Linked DNA regions of Mus musculus: region 1 is linked to region 2. Evidence: chromatin loops called from intact Hi-C (ENCODE). Cell type or tissue: left cerebral cortex. All regions are shown on one strand.

Region 1 (2,500 bases), 260 kb before region 2:
AAGTATTTGTCAATATAACAGATATTAAGTAGGAAAAAAATCAGTATTCATAGCTACTCTTTTAGTTTCAAACCAACATATATCACCATTCCACAAACTTTATGGCTTATTTTTAGAATAGTTAAAAAAAAAAAAAAAACTCTTGATTTGACCTGCATTTTATAAGCTGGTGTTTTCATCATGGAAAATGTCTTGAACTAGGATAACATCCTCTGAAATTCAACTTTTGTGCTGACTTCTTACCCAATGTGGTCTCACCAGTAGCACTAGTACTGACCTGAGCTGCCAGACCAGAGGTTCTCAACCTGTGGGTTGTGGCTCCCACAGATATTTCATATCAGATATTTATATCACAGCTCATAAAAGTAGCAAAATTACGGCTACACAGTAGCAATGAAATAATTTTATGGTTAGAGGAATCAATACAACACGAGGAAATGCATTAAAGGGTCACAGAGTTAGGAAGCTTGAAAACCACTGGTCTGGACACATCAGCAAAGCCGTGGCTCAAATGCTCTGGAACAGTGTGTCTACAAATGTGCATATGTTCTCTCTGTCCTCAGGCTTAAAAATATCCAGCATTTCTGTTCGATGGTAAATCAGTCTCTCTGACTCAGCACACAAACATGTGGTTGGAAACACATTCATATTCTAGTAAGAACAGGATTCCTATGCTGAGTCCTTTTGCAACACAGTTTTCATCAGACATGACCAGTGGGGTCTGTCTGTCTGTCTGTCTGTCTGCCTCAAGACATGAGTGATACTGGGAGATGAAAGTATAAACATAGAATCTTGTCAGGTTACCTTTTGGTGCAAATGTACTCCACACTTTTCAGATTCTTCCCCCTTACCGATCTTTAAAAGCAAGTCGGGTTAGAGGGTGTCTGTCAAGTTTGCCATTGTACTCCATTTCTCATTTGTTTGGTTTGGGATGCTTCTTTGCTTGTTTAAGATCTATTTTATTTTAATCATGTGTATAGAGGAGGGGTGTGTGCACGTCAATGCAAGTGCCTGTGGAAACCAAAAGAGGGCATCAGAGCCCTCTGCAGCTGAAGACACAGGCAGTGTGGGTACTGAGGTCCTCTGCAAGAGTAGTGTGCACGTCTAACCACTGCGTCATCTCTCTGGCCCCTCGTACTCCCGCAGGTACAAAAATAATGTATATTTCTAAAAGTATTTTGTATCCTTTTTAATATACATTACAAATATTTTAGAACAATGACATTTTGTTTTGTTTCATGTATTTACAAAACAAAAATATATTACAATAAATATGAATGAGATGGTGGATCTGGCCAACAACAAACTGTCACAACCTGGTATTTAAAAGGAACACAGAACCTATTGGTCTGCACGTGTTAAGAGTTTTGAGATAGACAGGCGTCCAGGATCATAATGCATCAGGGAAAGAGCGGTGGGAAACTCCCAGATTTAAGGAAGGGTTCTTCCTCATTGCTAATCGCATAACATTTAATGGTATTTAAACCGTGAACGTTAATGACCTATGCAAACATGACACAAAGCTAATATAGTTCTATCATCTCAAAATGTATGTGACAGCCACATAATATCCTCTTAATTATTGTCATTATATACTGTAGTTCACACAATATCTACAAATATGGAATGAGGCAAAAACAAAACAAACAAAAAAACAAAACAAAACAGGTCACAGCAACATGTCTCACATTCCAATCTTAAATAGGACAAGCACATACTGGGTCAGACATCATTGTATAATACGTTAATAAATAACACCTAGATTGTTATGTTTACTTTGAAGAGTTTACAACTGTATATTTTAAAGAGAACATATTTTTGAGAATTTCACATTATCAGTTAAAGGTAAAATAAATAATAAACTTTTATAATTTAAAAAAAGAGAAGAGGTCTATATAGAATCAAAATTATTTCTGACATGCTGCTTTTTCAACTTAGTTGTCACAAGAATATTAAAACAGAAACAAACAAACAAAATGATTGTCTTGGAAACACAACTTCTGAAAGCTTTTCACAATATTGAATGTGAACCTTTTAAGATCAGCATGATAATCTTTTTGACCACCTGCTTTGTGAATGTGTGTGTGCACGTTAGACATATTCATATGCAGGTATGGATAGATAAATAGATGCCGCACATGTGCTCACCCAGAGACCTAGCGAAGTCCCAGCAGTAGGAGCTGCTTCCCCTGCAAAGTGGGAAGCTCTGAGCACTGGAGTGAACTGCCACCAGCTGATGTCAGTCTGGGAAAGTTTCATTCTTGCATAGTTTTCACATGCATCCAACAGCAAACCCAGCGGAGATAATCCCGGGGTGGGAGGGGCCAGATCCACTGGGTGGGTGGGACTCTGACTCCTCAACTGGCAAGCTATCCAATTGGATCTGAAGGCACACCACAGCTCTATCCCCAACCAAACCCTTCTAAATAGCACTCAGTGTTATCTTCTCTGTTTTTCCCCTGGCTTGCAGTCACCAGAATGCCAGGTCTATACAAAGTGT
Region 2 (2,500 bases):
TGCATCCATCCACCCATCCACCCATCCATCCACCCACATGCATGTATCCATTCCACTGATCTTCTCATTCAACTAACCGATCCATTTATGCATTTATCCATCCATCCATCTATCCTTCTCATCCTTCTGATCTGCCCATTCAACTAATCTATCCATCATCCACCCTTCTATCCATTTCTCTATCTACTCATTTTTCTATCATTCTACCCAACAATCCTTGAATTTGTCAATACTCAGTGAGCACACACCATGGCAATACACCTTCCTCACTGATGGAGAGAAAAAGCCCTCCTTGTACACCCTTCCCCACCCACAGTACCCAGCTTTATTAAAGAACTGACTAGGTTTAGAGAATTACATCATGTAGCTAAGGGCTATTTCTTGAGTAGTCAGAAATAGTTCATGTTGCCAGGAGCATGCAGGAAGACTATCCCATTCAGCCAGTGAAGTAAGGAAGGCTAACCAGACACAGTGTCCATGCTTATGCTACTCCTTCAAGTCTGTTTATACATCCTTCTACCAGGAAGCCTGGTGTCCCAATATTAGGATTCCTATGCTGTGTTCTATCCCACAGAAGTGAGCATTCAAAAGAGCTAGGAAAACATTCCTGCCAGGCGCAGTATGTGCAAAAGTCTCAAGGGAAAAACAAACAAACAAAAAAACATCCTGAATCCAGGCATGGTGACAGACACCCATAATCTTAGTACTTGGGAGGTAAAGGCAGGAGGATCAGGAATCTTAGGTTATAGTGAATTCTAGGCCAGTTTGGGATACATGAGACTGTTAAAAGAGAGAGAGAGAGAGACAGAGACAGAGACAGAGACAGAGAGACAGAGGGATAGTCGGAGACAGACAGAGACAGACCAAGAGACAGAGAGAGATGGAGACAGAGAGAGATAGAGAGACAGAGAAACCTAATTAGAGGCAGGAGAGATGGGTTAGCAGTTAAGAGCACTGGGTCCTCTAAGGACAAGGGCTTGATTCTCAGCACCCACATGGCAGTTAGCATTCTGTAAGTCCCAGAAAACCAGATGCCCTCTACTAGTCTTCATGAGCACTGCACGTGTGTGGTATATAGACATGTATGCAGGCAAGGTAACCATGCCTATAAAATACTTTTAACTAAAATTTTTTAAATTAATAACAACTAAAGCTTGGGGGCTAAGGAGGTGGCGTGCACCACCAGACCAGGGCTACTTTTTTATTGTTTACTCAGCCATGCAGTTTCTCTGACTCTTGCTCTGACATAAAGTCTCTCTAAAAGATGTGTCCTCAGCAAGGGCAATATCGCCCCCAAGGGGGCAGAAACTAGCTCTTGGAAGTTGAACAGAAACCATTTATAAATTATTTTTATGAAAACAGAGGTTAAACAGCTCCATCCCATACAACTGAGATTCAGTAGATCTGCTGGCAACTAGAGCTTGATTCTGCTGGGGAGCTCTGGAAACATTGCAGCTATCCCACAGAAGAGGGAAGAGCTGGGGGACTTAGCCACCAACACCCATCAGAGGATAGTAGAAAGCCACTCTCCAGGGGACACTCACTCCAGCCTGCAGCACTAAAAGCACTGTGGCCTCTAGTATCCAGAGAGTGCCCCGAGGCCAAAAGACCAAGATGAGCAGCCCACACCACCACAGGGAGAAAGGTGAGCAGCAAAGTAGGAAGAGCACTCAGGCCTTTCCCTTCCCACCTTTCCCACGAGGCCCAGCCAGAGCCAGCACTGCCCCAGTGTCTTATGTAGCTGTGGCTCACAGCTGAGGCTAGTAAGAAGCCCTCAGCTCACCATCACCCCTGAAGCAGGAACCAAAGGCCAGGAACCGACTTCCTGCAAGGCTATAGCCAAGCCACTTGTGCCCTGATGCTCACGTGCCATAACTATGACATGGTCCAATCAAGATAAGAGATGACAAAGTGTATGACAAAGAGATGACTATAGAGTGCTGTGAAATAGAAGATAGCATCCTTGTGCTGTCTATATTCCCTGAGCTCCTAACATGCTTTCGTCGGGCCACACAGTTGAACTTGGATGCTGTCCCATCTTTAGCCTTGTGTGTTCCTGTTGTCACCATGCCTATGCAATCCTTTGCCCTGACTCTGCTGGGTCTCTTGCAGCTACAAACTAGTCCTCCTCAGGACTCTGCTCCAGGTGTTCTCAGATATTCTCTCTTGATCTCTCCCAGGTGCAGTCAATAGAGCATCCTACCCCCGTGCACCCACAATGCCCCAGAGTTTGGTGCTAGTTGCTTTTTCTCCCCTTGGTTTAAAAAATAATTGTGTGTGTGTGTCTATGGGTCTGTGTGTCTCTATCCATCTCTGTCTTGTCTCTGTCTACGTCTCTGTCTCTGTGTGTGTGTGTCTATGGATATGTGTGTCTCTGTCCATCTCTGTCTTGTCTCTGTCTCCGTCTCTGTCTCTCTGTCTCTGTCTGTCTGTCTGTCTCTCTCTCTTTCTGTGTGTGTGTGTGTGTGTGTGTGTGTGTGTGTGTGTGTGTGTGTAGAGG

Evidence for each region. Peaks named below come from ENCODE experiments on the same cell type or tissue, not always from the same donor. Only the 100,000 strongest peaks of a DNase experiment are listed, where the experiment ranks them.
Region 1: a loop joins it to region 2, with 2.0 times the contacts of the local background. A loop is called at or near these places in 4 of 42 quality-filtered maps.

The regions. Positions count from the first base shown.
Region 1 is chr4:101,641,474-101,643,973 of GRCm38, reverse strand. Dnajc6 (DnaJ heat shock protein family (Hsp40) member C6) reads right to left here. Exons shown (of 19, transcript NM_001164583.1): 19 at 1,175-2,500. Among named protein-coding and RNA genes, the nearest start is that of Leprot, 5.1 kb to the left of the region's middle. In left cerebral cortex, a CTCF peak has its summit at 1,021 (motif pointing right); DNase peaks (open chromatin) are centred at 595 and 1,030; H3K27ac peaks cover 460 bases.
Region 2 is chr4:101,383,987-101,386,486 of GRCm38, reverse strand. All of the region lies in intron 3 of 0610043K17Rik (RIKEN cDNA 0610043K17 gene), which reads right to left. Among named protein-coding and RNA genes, the nearest start is that of E130102H24Rik, 29 kb to the right of the region's middle. In left cerebral cortex, a CTCF peak has its summit at 1,304 (motif pointing right); DNase peaks (open chromatin) are centred at 387 and 1,292.